Regions from separate parts of the Homo sapiens genome. Here region 2 is linked to region 1. A link is an interaction called in ENCODE POLR2A ChIA-PET data of the cell type or tissue named here. Cell type or tissue: MCF 10A. All regions are shown on one strand. Links, peaks and the distances in the headings refer to the core of each region. The heading gives the core; the rest is flanking DNA.

Region 1 (8,336 bases), core at 29-8,028:
GAGCTGCCATTTGCTTACAAGGTGACAGACCCCAGCTCCCATTTCTGCCCCTCCATGAAACAGTGTCTCACTGAAACACACTGTGGGTCGTGCCATGCTCCTGCTCAGTCACCTCCACTGATCTCCCATAACCCTCAAGGGAGTCCAAACACCCCAGCCTTGGCATCAGAGCCCTCCACAGAATAGCCTTATTTGGGTTTCCATCCCAGTCTCCATGTTCTTCTTCTTGATTGCTGGCGAGTGATCTCCTCAAAGGTCTCCTGCTCCCACGTAAACAGACCAGACTCATTCGCATCTCCATCTCAACATGGATTCTCCTGCCCATTCCCACGTTCTGAGAGCCTGTTCTCAGTGAACTGGGATGTCCAGAAACGAAGCAAGGTCATAAAATGGCTTCGCATACCCTCCACGTGTGCCTCTTCAGAGCGTCAAAATCACACTATGGCTTATTTTTACTTTTAATAATATTTTTGTGTGTAATTAGCAAGGACTCTGAAAGCCTCAGCCCCCTCCTGTGTGGTAGGAATGGCAAATACGCCCATTTTATAGGGGAGATGAAGGAAGTGAGACCCAGTGCTGAGAAAGGGCATATGATTCATGTTTCAGCAAGCAATGAGTCAGAGGAGGAGACGTCGACCCAGGCTTCCTGATGCTGAAGCTAGAGCTCCATTCACACGGCTGGGCGTATTGCCTCTGTTACTTCCAAATGCTTGATATCTTGTTTAAAAAGTCAACAAACACTCACCCCAACAGGCTGACTTTTGAGTAAGTTTTTTATTATGATGAAAAAGCACAAGAGACCTTATCTTTTCTGACCTCTGAACAGAACCTAGAATGTTAACTACATAGTTTATAATAAAGAAGCTTCAAGCTTTCCAAGTTGTGATCCTCTCCTAAGGCAACTGTGTAAATAGAGGCAATTCTGAAAACTTGGACTGTCAAAGAAATTGGGCAAGTCTGGCTGGGCGCAGTGGCTCATGCCTATAATCCCAGCACTTTGGGAGGTTGAGGCAGGCAGATCACCTGAGGTCAGGAGTTCGAGACCAGCCTGGCCAACATGGTGAAACCCCATCTCTACTAAAAATACAAAAATTAGCCAAGCATGGTGGTGGGCACCTGTACCAGCTACTCGGGAGGCTGAGGCAGGGGAATCACTTGAACCCAGGAGGCAGAGGTTGCAGTGAGCCGAGGTCATGCCACTGCACTCCAGCCTGGGTGACAGAGCAAGACTCTATCTCAAAAACAAAAACAAACAAACAAACAAACAAAAAAAGAAATTGGGCAAGGCCAAAAGTCCAGTTGAGGCTGGAAATGATATATCGCACCAGCTGTGTTCTGACCTTCTCTAGTGTCTGATACCTATTTCCAATATCCAGTGGCTGTTCTACTGTTTAGGGGCTGAGAAGAAGGGGTAGGATTGTGGTAAGTGATTTCTCTTGTTGGGTCAGAGCATTTTGAAATCCTGGAAAGGCTTGTCAAAAAGAAAGTGGTCATAGGTCATTCTGCAGTCCTTGAGAGAAGAGGAACAAATGGTAGCCTGCCTCCAGAAAAGGAGTGAAAAGGGTAGGGCTGAGAGCCCCAGTGACCTGGGTATAAAAGATCCTTTAAATGCCCTTTAAGGTACTTTGCCACATTTACTGAGCCCCTGCTAATGTACCATGTACTTGGATAGAGACCCTCAGTAAGGTGACTGTATAATTTATCATCCAAACCCAAAAACTTCAAGGTGAAGGAGGGACCTATTAATAACTAATTATACCAAGACAGAGTCATAAACTGAGATGGCAAATCAGGATGTATTATGATGTACCTTATGATGTACCTTAGCCATAAGGTACATTTTATATTATACCAAGACAAAGTCATAAACTGAGATGGCAAACCAGGATGTATTTATGATGTATTATGATATACCTTAGCCATCAGTATTGAGATCAACAGCAGAGTTTGTATCCACAGAGAAATCTCTATGGCATAAGAGGGATCTAGCAAGCACAAAAATGGCATAACCCAAGGCTGGCTGGGTGTACTGAGACTGAAAGAGAAAGAAGTGACATCTAAATAGAGGAGATGGCATTGAAGCTGGGTTTTGAGGGATGTGAAAGATTTGAATGTGTGGCAGAGATAGGCCAAATAGAGGCCATCAAATTCTGATGAGTTTAAAAAATTTTTTAAGACATCTCAGCCAAGGCCCAAGTGGCAGGAAAGCAGGAGGCGTCCATGGAGCACCGCGACCAGCCAGAACCCATCTGATGTGGCTGCCATGGAAGGAGTGGTAAGACCAACGAGAGATGAGGCAGGAAGGGTGCTGATGCCAGGCTGGGCTTGGTTCTAATTTCCTAGAGAGCACCAGGAGCGAGCTTTCCTCCTCTTATCAGCATGGCTGCACAAATCTCCATTCTCCTCATCCTGGACTTTTGTTGAGACTGCTCAGACCCACATCTCGTGGGCTGCTGCTAGTCTTACCAGGCTGACTGTCTTCCCTCCAACAAGGAAGGGAGTCTCATTTGAGGAACTGCACAACCTCTTCTGGTTTCTGTACCGGTCACTTTCTCTCTCTAGCCACTGGAGAAGTGGGTTGGAGCATTAGGGGGAAGTGTCTGTTTGGCAACCTCACAGGGCTAGAAAACTTGAAGAGGGTGGATTTTAGGGGCTATCCCCTTGAAAACATTCAAACGTTTGAATCTTTCTGGTGAGACCACTTGTATTCCTATTTTCCAGGAGTACACACAAGGCCAGAGGCACTTTGGACCTCAGGGCTTTCAGAGGGGTGAAAGACAAGGCGGTCAGGGAAAGACTTTCTCATTTGGCCTCACTGTTTTGTGATGTATGTCAGGAAGGTGTTATTGTGGTGAACAATGGAGAAGAAGGGAATTTAAAAGCAGAGAAATGAGTGACTCACCCAAGGTCACATAGCAAGTAACAGAGCTGCAAGCGGCTTGAATGCAAATCCCCTGGACCCAGGCCATGTATTCATGAACCTACCTCAAAGCCTGCTCTCAGAAAGAAGTGGAAGAGGGAGAGGAGGAAGACAAGAAAGAAGAAAGAGGAGGGGGAGGAAAAAGAGGGAGAGAAGCAGAGGAGGGGAGAGACAGCAGAGCCCTTCACTGTAGGTGAAGGACCTGGAACCTTCTCCTTTCACCCCTACTCACCCCCACTCCCTTAACTCCTCCTGGACCCAAGAAAATGTGTCCAAGGCTGTGCGGTAGGGAACGGCTGCTGGGTAACTTCTTTGCTGAGGCGCAAGCATGGCCCTGCGGGGTTGCTGAGCCTTTCAAAGGTCACTTGTAAACTCTGATGTGGCGCAGGGGCTGGCCCGGAGGGGCTGGGGCCTGGGCCAGGACGAGAGGACGGGCCTGCCTTTGGTGCCTAGAAATCAAAGCAGTCAACCTTGGGCTTTTTCTTCCCCCTCACACTGAGGCACTTTTATTGGCGAGATGAAGGGAGGCAGAGCGGGCCTTACAGTCCTCGCTTTGCTTTTGGAGGTTAATGACCCAGTTAGCAGCTCTTGGCTGCGTTTCCGACATTTTGCAGACATCAAGCCCCGCGTCTCTGCCAAGTACATTCTGTTCCCTGGAGCACATCCAGTGCATCTCAGATTACTATGTAATGCGACAAAGAGGGAGAGGTGGCTGGGAGGGGCATCGGGGAGCGGGGCGGGGAGGGGAGAGGGCGGGACGCAGGAGCGTGCGGGGAGGAGAGGAGGATGCCACTCTAAATATAGCTGCCCTCCTGGAATGCATCTTTCAAGGTGCTTATTTACTGCACAAGAGTGATCCCAGAGTGAGGGTACGATTGGGCCCTGTCGTCCAGGAATCCTGGAGCGCCGAGAGCGAAGCCCAGAACCAGGGCGAGGACAGACAGTGGGGGTGGGGAGGAGGCTGCAGGAGGCTCCTGGCTGGGAAGGGCTGGGAAGGTGGAATTCGAAGGGGGCGGGGCTAGGAGGTGGTGGCCCCGCCCACAAGGCCGCCGCCCCGCTTTGCAGCTCGAGCCTGAGCTGCAGCCTGCGCGCTAATTATAGACGTGAATGGAAAGCGGCCGCTTCTGAATGATCGCGTTGCTCGAGCTGCCGTTGGAAGCTTAGAAGCAGGTGCTACCGTGCTAGATACAAAGCGATCTATTTAAAAGCCCTCTGTCACGCACGCACACTTACTGACGAATCCTCTGGCTCTCTCCTACCACCGCCCGGTGGCGGATTCCGGAATTGGTTCAAAAGGCCTTGATCCCGAACACCCAGGACAGAGACAGAGTACTTTTCCTACCTCTTTCGCCTGCATCCTTAGAAAACTCCCGTGGATGAGAAGATCCCCAGGCCTTTACAAGCTGTTGTTTTACAAAAGGAGAAACTGAGGCAGGAAGAGGCGGTGGATGTGCACCAGAGCACGTGGTGCGTCGGTGCAATAGCTGAGGTAAACTTCTGGTCTCCTGACAGCCTCTCCATTTGCCTTACCGGGTTGGAACCTGAAGCAAGTCTCACTTTAACGCCGTTAATTTCCAGGCATGGATCTTTAGCCAATGATGAGCATCCTCCTCCTTTCCTGGTTCAGCGCCTGCTCCCTCCAGTCCCCACCCCCACCCCACTCCCACACGGAAAACTTGCTAATGCTGGCTGATTCTCATTGCTGGGTTTACTAGTTCAGGCCTGGAAACTGGGTAACCTCAATAACTATGACCATTTCAGTATGTGTGAGTCAATCTAATGTGCCCTCCCTCAGCATAATCCTGTCACGAGGAACGACGCAGGGGGCAAAACCTAGACTTTTCTTTCCCATCAGCATCTTGGCTGCACCTAGTGCTCACAGCCAAGTGTGTTAATGCACATGATGGCCTAATCCAGTCCATACGAGCACAGTGAAAATTCTTATGCCCATTTTATGGAATCCCTGTAGAAATGGAGTCTTGGAGGGAGGAAGTGACTTGCTCACAGTCATCTGCTGATGAGTGGTCGACTTGAGAGCCAAAACCAAGTTCTCTACCCTCGATGTGGGCTATGTCCAGTATTCATGCTTTGGCCTGCAAGGGGGAGCAGCAATCCACTTAGTAATAAAGAGGGATAAACCTACGTTCCCTCAGACACCTGGAGTGTCCTGAGGATCTCCACTCTGACCATTGGCCTTTTCTGCCTGTGGGTCTGGGGCCACTCCCACGCTAATCCACAGTATTAAACTGGGCATGGAGAGCTGCTGTCTTCTCTAGAAACCGAAATCTCCAAGTCCAGTAACTACATTCAGCTTCCAATAACAAGGCCAATCCTACTTACCACCTGGACCCATCTATGTCTCCCCACCTTTGCTGACTGCTTTGGACTTAACTCTGCCTGTGTCTCTCTTGGCTATTCCTGTAACCTCAAGATCTCCACCAGGGCAGATGGATAAAGAGGCAGCATCCAGTAACATGCTGAAAAAAGAAGGGAGAGGGAATAGGTGTGGATGATAGAATATTTTAGTTGTTTTTTATTTACCTCTTGGAAGCAAAGACTGTATCTTAGTCTTTGTAAGTCCTCCTTCTTCCCAACATATACAAGGTCCAGCCAGCCCAATGCACCGAGCATAGCAGACAACCAGAAATGTTAAAGAGTCATAAAACTTTCACATGGCTGTGGAAAATTGTATATACCTAGGTTGGTCACAGTCATGTTTCTCTGATAACAAAGATAGGTAGTTTTACAATACTGACAAATTATTTAAGCTTTCTAAGTCTCAGTTTTCTCATCTGTAAAATGGGCATAATTGTACCTCAAAGAAGCAGTACTGGCAGTGCTGAGCCAGGAAAAAAGCAAAATGTTCGCATGTGAATGGTTGTATCTACAATCAGGCTACTTAATTTGGAATCTGAATTCAGCTATGAGTCTAGCACTATGACTAGTGTCAGCACTCAGTAGTTCTTCTCACACAGGGTTGTTCTAGGAATTAAGCTGGATAACATATATGAGCACTCTGTACAGTGATATAAGATTGCTCACATACTTTATTATTAATAAATAAAGTTGCCCAGGGTTACACAGCTAACATACAGTAGAACTGGGATTTAAATCCAGATATGCTCCTGTCTCTGTCCTAGGTCTCCAGTCTCAAGTGCATAATAGTCATCATTACTGAGCACTTATTCAATAATATGGTTTTGCATTAACTGTGTCTGCTTCTATTTGAGATGCAGAAATAATAGACATGCCTTTAGGTTGGAGATAAGTAGGTAAGGGCCTAGGACAGATACACAAGTAACTGTGTAATACCAGTCAGTGGATGATGAGCGCTCTGATTAGCACAATAAACCAAATGCCATGAGCACCAGGGAAGAACAAGCAGATACTCCCCAAGGTGGGGAGAAGGGTTCAGGATGGCTGCAGTGAGGGTAAAGGAGCATGAACAGATCCTGGAAGAATTGGTAGCATTTGGACAAGTGGAGGTAGAGGTGAGGGAAGTTCCTGATAAAGGGATCAGCAAGAGCAAAGACCCAAAAGCAGGAAAAGAAAGGGAGGATTTAGAGAACAGCAAGCTTGCCAGCATTCAGAGAACATAGTGCCGGCGGAGAATGAGCAGGGGCAGAATGAGAAAGCACACTGGGAGCTAAGCAAGGAGACCAGGTGTCCCAGGGAGCCAGGGCAAGCTCAGCAGGGCCAGGTGAGTCTCTCTGATGACATGGAGGGCAGATGTGCTACAGTCTCAGGATGATAATGAGTGGAGAAATTTTGCTCTGGGGCCAGTTATGAGGCAGCAGAAGCTAGGGTAGCTTCATAGCTCCTTTGTAGCACCTCCTAGATGTTGTATTTGTGTATTTACTTGTGTTTCATCTTTTACGTTGGCCTATAAACTCCATGAGAGATGGGAACAGGAGCCTTTCCTTTCTTACTTGTCCCAGGGCTTACCACAGTGACATCCATAGTAGGAGCTCGATAAAGACTTGATGAGCAAGTGAATGCTTCTTTGACCCCAAGGCCAAGAGGACCACCACAGTGATCCAAACGTGGACAAAGGTTTCTCCAAGAAGGTTGTTCCTACCTTTAACTTCAGTAAACAGGTAGCCCAGGGTGGTGTAGAAGAGTTTAAAATTCACTGAGCAGGAATGCAGGACTTCTTTAATGATCCCTCAAATATATGTGCTGCAGTTTTAGAAAATGAAATCAGAAAGAACTGGGGAGAAAAGAAAGAAAAAAAATGAAACCTTGAGCTGAAATAAAACCCTTCCTGTGACTCTCTATCTCTTAGTTATCTTAATTACCCATCTTCTGGTTTTAGTCTTCCCTCTCTAAAAAAAAACAAAAGAAGGATGAAAGGGAAGAGAGAGAGAGAAGCAAAGAAACTTGCCCGAGAGAGCTATGAGTTTAGGCAACTGATTTTGTTGTCTTCTAAAGCCTTCTATGGCCTGGCTCCCTTCCCAGCTCAAGTTGGGAAACAGAAAAGAAATCCAATTGGTTTCCATTGTTAAGGGTTTGGGACAAACTGCTGATAGAAGCTGTGCCAACTGTCCTATCCTGGCCTTCTTTAAAATATGAATGTCATTGCCTTTTGTCATTCCACTTGGAAAGGCAATTTAGTGCTATGTTTTTTGAACAAGGGGACAGGATTCCAGGGCTGGAACAAACAGAACCTAGAGGTTACCTAATTCCACTCCTTCATGTTATAAAAGAGAAAACTGAGGAAAAAGAGAGAGGAAATGACTTGTTGATGGCTGCCCATCACATAAGTGATGGAGAATGGCAGAAAGGGATGAAGCCTTCTCATTTTAATGTTAGTGCTCTTTCCATACATGATGACAACTTCTTTAAGAGAGAACTCATATTTCTCTGAAAAGAGGGTAGTTTTAGAGAAGCAGATCTGGATTTAAATCCCAGTTCTACTGTACATTAGCTGTGTAAGCTTGGGCAAGAACCCAGATCTTCTGCAATAACAATAGTCATCATTACTGAGCATTTATTTTGTGCCAGGCTTAGGACAGCTAAGAAACTGGCCCAAGGCTGTGTAAGTTGCAAGTAGTAGAGCCAGTTTGAACCCAAGTCTGCCTTATTCTAAATCTCATAATATTTTCATAGTAGCACATTTCTTCTGTATGCCTCAGCTTTCTCATCTGTGAAGTAGTTATTTTTAAGAAGGAATAAGATATAAAGTGCCTAGCACAGACTTGATATACAGTAGGTGCTCCATAAAAATCAGCTACTATTATGTTGAAGGAAACCTTTTGAATGTATTGTGTTACACCTTAGATCTTACCATTTTGATTATATTACTCAAGAATGTTGCCTATTATCAATCATCATCCTCACACTCATCAATCTCCACCAGCACTGTCTCAGCTTTCCCCGGATGTGTCCTCTCTCGGGGTTACGTTCCAAACATGGA
Region 2 (8,336 bases), core at 249-8,248, 270 kb after region 1:
ACCTCTGAAGATACCCCAGAGCACATGTTAACATTTCTATTATGGGTTGCCTATTAAATGCCAGCATCTTCCCATGTGTTCTCATTCAATCCACTCAACCAGTCTATAAAGCAGAGATTATTAACTGCCATTCTTCAAGTGAGGAGACAGTTCTTGGAAAGCTCAGGTTACCTACCTACATCTGCAGACTTATAATCTAACTTTACTCATTTGAGTCTGGCTTTCGTTTTGTGCATCTTTTCTATCTTCCCACAAGACTAGGATTTAACCTATTTAAATCTTATTTTTCCCTATAAGGGCAAGATCTAGGTCTTATTCATCTACATATCCCTCATCACATCCAACACAGCGAATGGGCCATTGAGGGTGCCCAAAAAATGTTCACAGCTGAATACATGTATGAATGTATGTATTACTTATGTATGTATGTAAGTATGCTGTATTCATTTAATGGAAAAAATATAAAGTTTGGAATCAGAAAGACTAGGATTTACTCTCCTTCCTGCCATTTGAGAACTGCGTGTCTTTAGGCAATTCCTAAAAACCTTCACAGATTTTCTGCTCACTAGAGTAAGGCAGAAATATACAACATATGCTGGTATCAGGAAATAGTCAATATTTGCCTGGCTAGGTTACAGTAGAATTGATTGCTCCATATTCTTTCTGGTGACCCATTCAGAAGTGTTTTAGGAATAGTTTAACAAAATGCTTAACCTATAGAAATAAATCTGAGCTGTATAAAGCTACATTAAATGTAATGTCCCGCAACAGAAGAAGACTTTGGTTTGTTATGCTAACATTTCAGCATCCTCATCTGCTCATTCATTCAGAATTGAGGAAAGCGTGTTGTAAGAGAGCAGCATGACGGAAACTGAGTCTTCAAAGAGGGGCTTTGCTGGCATTGGAACAGAAACTATAAAGCAATGTGTTAAGAGTTATAAGGAAAGTATGAATTGCTGCTTCTGGGAAATTTCCAAGATAGGTACTCATCTTCCAGTTGGCTGGGTGAATAAAGAAAAGCTACAGAATGTAGTTGAAGATTTGGCCGTTTCCACATAAGTCAGAAGCAAGACCACCCTGGGACCATGTTTGGGCTATTCCAGGGCTACAGTTTGATTTCAAGTATCAGCGTCCTCTGTCATTTCCAAATTGTCAAGCTACTGTCTTTGAGTAAACAATCCCAGGCAACCACCCAGACCTAGGGTAGGTGGGAGAAACAGCACTGATGTAAACACCTTAAACACATCCATCATTTAGATGACAATGGACAGTCCGGGCTCCTGTTGTACTTCCATAACATTTGTTAGGCTGAATTGTGATTTGGTAAGATAGATCCTAAATTTCAAAACTCCTCTTAATGTAAATTCAAACTTAATTTCACTGGCATGCAAATGACAGAGCAGCTCATGGAACGCTTCCCTCCCCCTCTCCCATTTCCCAGCAGAAGTTCTGTTATATCATCTCTAGGACAGCCACAGGAAGATTTAATAACAGCTTTTAAAGAAGCCCATTTCATGTAATTCAACTTGATTCAACAAGTATTTCTCTATCAGTTTCAATCTTATTCAACTTCCATATACAGTAGAGTAAGAGGGCATCTCTCCTGAAGAGATACCAGAAACTGAGGAGCAGATTTATGAATTTCACAAAGCCACAGATAAATCAAATATTAAATAAAAGACCCTTAATGATTTTGAGGATGGGGATAACAAGTCACATTCACTTAGTAACTATTATGTAGAAAACGAAAGGTGAAGAAAATGTTAGATTCTAAAAGTAACATAATTGTATTAGCTATCTATAAAACAATAAAGACTTGGCAGAGTAAAACAACATACATTTATTATCCCACAGTTTCTGTGGGTCACAAGTGCAGGTATGGTTTAGATGGGTCCTCTGCCTCAGGGTCTCATTGTCTACAAGCAAAGTTAGGCTGGGGTGGCAGTCTCAACTGAGGATTGACTGGGGAAGGATCTGCTTTCAAGTTTGCATGATTGTCGTCAACAGTCGGTTCCTTGCAGGCTGCTAAACTGATGGCTTCAGTTTCTTGTCAGCTACTAGGTGCCCTCACTCTTTACCACATGGACCTCTCCAGGTGGCAGCTGACAACATGGCAGCCTGTTTCTTTAAAGCCTACAAGGGTGAAAGTCCCCTCATAGAACAAATGTTACAGTCTTATATAACACAATCACACACAAGTCATCAAAGACTACATGTGACCTTTGCTGTTTCTATTGGCTAGAAATCATAGGTCCCTCCCACACTCATTGGGAGGCAATTACACAAAGGCATGAATACCACCACGTGGGAATAATTGAGGGCACCTTAGAGTCTGTCTAATGTCATTTTGTTCCCTCTGTATAAGGATCTATAAGGCCACATTGGTCTTTAATGCAGGAGAGGGGCCTTCATTTTCTGAACAAGAAAGACCTTTAGATGTTGATGGAGATTTTACCCTTTACCCTGGCACAATTTGTTTAAAACGTAATGCAGAATTTTACCTTTTTCAAGTACAAAGACATATAACAAAGAACGAAGAAAACTGTTGTTTGTTTTAATCTTTTCAAATATAATTTTTGCACAGGGTTAGAAAATACACGTTTTTTGGAGATGCATTAATCCCATTCTGGAGTTCAAATGTGTTCTCAACTTCAGTGCTAATGACCTGTCTTCTACCTATCTAAATTACCTAAGATGTGGCGACACGGAGTAGACTATTGAAAACACTTAATTGACAGCTTGTACCCGCTGGCTGCCCTTTATTTACATCTATGTAGCTTCACCTGAATACAATGTAGCTGTTTCAGTATTTTAGTGTATCTCCCCACTATGTGCAAGGCAGGATTTTGTCTAGATTATTCCATGAATACACAAATCTAATCTTCAAGAATTCGATTCCACCAGAATACGGTGGTGACTGCTACCTATTTTTTTTAAAAACGTTTTCACTTTTCTAATATTTTTCCCTTAAAAATCTTTTTATCTATTACAGACCAAAGCCAATTCTCATTTAGAGACTAGTAATCTTTCATTTCCAGTATAGTAATCTTTCACCCCTAGGATTCTTTCTCTTAAATCAAAAAGAGGATTCCAATCACCAAAACTTAAAACAGAATTCCAATGTAAGAGAGAGGATTGCAGCAGTCGGGGCAGTACAAGAAAACACTAAAAATTAGGAACTCTGAAGACATGATTCCTGGGTGCTTTCTATAACAAAGTCAGGCTTCAACATTTCTGAGGAAAAAGAACATACCTTTTCTGATACATATTAAAATGGTTAATATATGCCTATGTAATGCAAATGAGCAATCAGAGCTCACTAAGAACTTTAGAATTATTAAATGTTGGAGTTGAAATAGAACTTTTTATTCATCCAGTTCAATCCCTGTAATTCCAGAAGGACATTTGGGGCCTGAACGGTTACATGACTTGTCTAAGGCTATAAAGCCACTCGACAGTAGAAATAGAACTAGAACAATGATATACTGGCTTCTAAGCTTAGCACAGATTACTACCAACACCCCTTGATGTGTTGTCCTTCATATACAAACATACATCATCCAGAAGGCATATACTTGAAGCTATTTCTCTAATTTGCTAGGAGCTATTCACAGTCTTAGCCCCACCATTCTTTATTTACTTCTTTGCTTTGTGTGTATGCGTGGTTTGTTTGTTTGGTCTACTTGTTGAGCAGTTAAGGAAGCCAACTAATGAAAAATGAAGATCCAGGCTAGCTGTCCAGATTTTGCCATACCTCAGGGCTTGCCGCAACCCACTTCATTCTGTCTGTGAGAACTTCCCAGTATACCCTAGCCCACACTGGCTTGACACACTGCTTCATCTCTACAAATGACTCTAATCAGTACCACAAGTCTGAACAGCTGTTATGTAATCGTTCAATTCCTCCATCTTTTCATTTACCTTCCAGCAGGGCTGGTCCTCTTCTTTTGTATTATACTCATAACTAAGGCTAATGCTGTGGGAGAAATTTCTTCAAAAAATTTCTGAATTACTCCTATGCCCTCGTAATCACAATTATTCCAAACAGGGCAGGATTAGAATGGCACCTAAAAAGTAATATTGCCAAGGACTTATGCAACACAATAGTAATATTCATTCACACACTTCTAGTTGCTAAAGCAGCATGCATGTCCTGTGATAATAAACTTTGAAGTAATAAATATGTCACAGCCTCGGAAGGTTCCAACACTTGATCTTCTGGATGGTCTTTCTATGAGGTGGAAAAAGCATAGACTTTGAAGTCAGAGATGCCTAGGTTCAAAGTTTAGCTTTGCACACCTACTCTCGTACAAGGTATTTAATATCTCTGGGCTCCAGATTCCACATTGCAAAATGAGATGGTAAACCTTATCTAGCAGGGTTATTATGAAGATTAAATGAGAAAATGTAAAGAAGAAACCCAGCCCAATGTTTGTTGAAAAGTAGGTACTTACATAATCGTTTTCCTTTGTTACCTTTACTAAAATCATGAGATTATGTGAATTCAGCTAGAGCTTCGGTGCAGCAGTGTTAACAAAACCAATTGAGGTTCCCAAATTAAACATTTCCTTATGTAAGTTACATTGTGGTATGCTAAAAGATTTAAAGGCGTGACTCTATACCCAAGGCAGATTGGAGAAGGAAGGAAAGCTAAGACATTCCTGTGATGAGTAAAAAGAGAAGAGAGAAAGAAGAGGAATTAGGCACAAAATGGTAAAAAATTTACTTTTCGTGTTTACAAAAACAAAGTTGGGAAACATAGAGTTGAAGAGCAGGAGAAGGAAAAATTGTCAGGGAAGTCAAAGGTAGGAGCTTTTGAGATATAAAGCTTCCATCTATGTTCTTTTTTAAATTGTTGCAACCCTAGTATCCCAGAGTGTACTGTGTGAAAACTTAACCAAGTATAACTAGTTCAGAATGTGGCCACTCAATAGGCAGAAGGGCTTTTAGGCAAATTCAGCAAAAAGCCAAGGGCTCAGCAGTATATTCCAGAAAGGTATTGTGTTTGTTATGACATGCCCAACAACAGTAAGTGCTTATAATGGGTTTGGAATGTTCTTCCCTACACTACAAAGGAGTAAGATGCAAATGACCCAGGGGGTATATTTCATCAGTCATCTCCTAGAGAGACAGAATCTTATGCAATCTTCTTTGAAAAAAAAAAAAACAAAAAAGAAAAAAATTACAGAGACAGAAAGAAAGGGACTCTACCCTTCCTTAAGAGACTGAGTATTGGTACTGCTCATATTCCAATTTTTCTCTTTTCAGTTACTCCAATAAGTCCCGCCTCTCCTTCCTCCAGTTTGGCTGGACAAGCTAAGTTTTCACATCATGCACTCAAAATGGGGAAGGAGAAACTTGTCCATTTTCTCTATGTCTGGAGGAGCAGGAAGAGCCACAGTATCCAGAATCATAGCTTCAGGGAGAGGAAGAATGGTCACGATCTACTGGCTAAATGAACTCTTAGCTGATACCTGAATCCTGAAAAATGCCCCCTACCCATAATGTTTTAAAAGTCTCAGAGAGACCAAAGCATGAGCCTAATTATGATTGATGTTGGTACTAATTAAAATGGGGAAGTATTGAGAAAGTGCTACATTGATTAATTATAGAGGCTGTACACTGTCAAAGAGTTTTATAAATATTTAATAATTTATCTTAATATTGATGTGGATGAATACCACCTTCATTTTTCTTTGATATGACTCTACAGTGGTTTGTTGTTGTTGTTATTTGTTTCCACATATAGGGCCCTATGTCATTCATGAGATGATGTAAATTGACCAAGCTCACAGGGCCCTCAGAGTTAAAAACAAACAAACAAACAAAAAAACGGTACTTCTCTATTATGAATCTGCCCAGCTCACATTTAACTTCTCGTGACTGGAAATAAGCTTTCTTTTACTTGAACTTCCACAGGTTGTTTAATTTGTACTCCTTCAAAGCATATAACCAGTGATAAGAAAGTTATTTATATGCCTTTTTCTCTACTGGAACAGACAGACCATGTTGCACACACATTAATGGCCCAAATGGGACTTAATATAGCTTGGGGATTCTCAGTACACGAGTGCTGAATGGAAACAGAAAAAAAAAAAACAATAAAAGAAAACAATTTTTTCCTTAGAAATGGAAGTCAAAAACTAAATTATAGATAGTAAAATATAAAGTGATTCGTATATTATATTGACTCAATTCCTCCAGTTCCTCTCCTCCCAGGGTTTAGACCTTTAAAAGAGAAAACATACTATTGTCTTGGCAGCAGCTCCAGGAGCAACTCTAAAAGGTGTTGTCAAAGCAGTGGAGAGAAGGGAACGAGCTTATGGAAAGAACAAGCGATTGGAAAACAGTGAAAGGCACCAATCTTCAAAGGTATAGGAAGAGGAAGGGCACAGACAGCTTATTCTGCTCCTGCCTGCAGGGCAGCCTCTGCCCAGGGTTAAGAAGCAAGCTGGTAGCAGCAAATAGAAACAAAAATGGAGCAGGTAAAATCACCCTCTATCCCCACCACCCCCTCCATCAACGTACACACACTGTAAGTGAAGAAGGGGTAAAGATAAATAGCATTTTTACTCCAGTCCTTTAACCCTCCCTAACTCCATCCAACGACAACAACAAATTAATAAGAAAAAGTTGCATAAACAAAACCAAGCAAAACATGAGCCAACAAGATAATGTACCAAACAGGGTAAGCTCTGGAAAATGAATGGGGGTATGGGTGCACTTTCACTTTCTTTCATGAACTTCTGCACTGGATGATTAAAAAAAAAAAAGAGTCTTATAACAAACATTTGAAGACAAAAAGCTCACCATAAATAGCATTTGGGAAACAAACTGCCTTAGTATCAAGAAAGATTATAAACGTGAGTTTTGTCTTCCAGGAATGCAAATAGCTTCCTCATTTCTACCCCTCCCAGTTCTTGCTTAAATTCTTACGCAGTCAGTTCAGACTTGTTCAGTTTGATACCTCAAGTGTGAGCAAGAAAGCATTCAAAATGCAAACACGAAAATTAATGGAAAATTTTCAAGCGCTTCTATTTAAACAATGATTGCTATATGTCTTTTTGCCCTTCAGTGGCAGCTTTACTAGCAACCAATGAAGAATACTTATTTTCTTTATAATTAGATGCTCCACAAATGCAGTAAATGACACAAAAAGAGCATGTTTAGAGCTCTCATTTCTGGCTGACTAATTAGTCAATATTATATTCAAATGCAACTTCTGGTATTTCACCCATTCCGGGCCTAGAGTCTCCTGCACCTCCACTGAGGGTGGGTGCCTAGTATAGTAATTTGTCTGAAACAGACTCATAGTTTTCAGGAGAGAATGGGTAAACTGCTCTACTGTTACATCTCAAAATGCAAATAAGGAAGAGCAAATAATTAACTAGAAACTTAAAAAAAAATAACATAGGCAACTGCCCCTTGATTATCAGAATTCATGACTTTCTGGGCAAAGGGGGCCATGGAGCAGATTCTTAACATTAACGAAAGCTTGTCTCCTTTTATCATGTCAAGATGTAATCTTCCTATTGATGTAGTAAGGGAAAGGGGGAGGGGAAGGCATTAATAAATGAGATTTGTGATTTGCATAGAAAAAAATGGCTGATTGGTTTCAATTTAAATAAATATTGAAGTTTGATAAACTGAAGTAAATGCTGACAACTCTGCCAACACAACTAGATGTTAAATTTTTATAGCCTTTAACTTGATTGCAAAGGGACTCCTGTGAAACTTTTAAAAGACAAGGGATAATATGCCAAAATAATTTATTCCTTACACATTTATTAATTGAAAGAGGCAATGCTAGGTCCTATGGGGATAGGACAAAGGAATTCAAATTGTTATTCTTTTCAAAGTTTTAGTATCTATGGTCGTTATAATAACTATAATCCAAGGTAGATATTAAATGCCATAAAAGAGGCAGAGCCATTTTCAGCTGCGTAGTACTTGATCTAAGACTTTCAAAATTGGAAAGATTTTAGAACGTAGAGAGAACAATCTGGCAAGACTTAAACTGCATAAACAAATATGTGGAGAAAGGACAACTTATGTAGAAAACGCGGGGGAAACTGAAATTGCCCTATTGGGTTAGAAACCTATAACTGCCCAGAAGTAGCAACGGAGCTGAAGTCAGAAAGACAATGGAAGAAAATGATGGAAGTCTTAGGATGGCAACGAGGACACATTAATCATGGTAGCGCTCCAAATATAAAGCCTGTGGTCATAAGATGTGACCATTTGGAATCCCTTGACTTGAGTTTGTTCCCGTCATCCTTCCAACCTTTCAGTTTGGAGGCAAAGGAGGTTGTATCCAGAAATAAGTATAATCTTCA

What was found. Peaks named below come from ENCODE experiments on the same cell type or tissue, not always from the same donor. Only the 100,000 strongest peaks of a DNase experiment are listed, where the experiment ranks them.
Region 2: POLR2A ChIA-PET joins it to region 1 with 18 read pairs; 2 of 35 experiments call an interaction of 5 or more read pairs at or near these places.

What each region holds. Positions count from the first base shown.
Region 1 is chr3:188,943,352-188,951,687 of GRCh38, reverse strand. It overlaps TPRG1-AS1 (TPRG1 antisense RNA 1), which reads left to right and starts at 4,049. Exons shown (of 2, transcript NR_046873.1): 1 at 4,049-4,409. In MCF 10A, for the core only: a CTCF peak has its summit at 4,207; DNase peaks (open chromatin) are centred at 637, 2,927, 3,577, 3,947 and 1 weaker place.
Region 2 is chr3:188,670,724-188,679,059 of GRCh38, reverse strand. All of the region lies in intron 7 of LPP (LIM domain containing preferred translocation partner in lipoma), which reads right to left. Among named protein-coding and RNA genes, the nearest start is that of MIR28, 14 kb to the left of the region's middle. In MCF 10A, for the core only: no CTCF peak of the experiment used is centred there; a DNase peak (open chromatin) is centred at 5,069.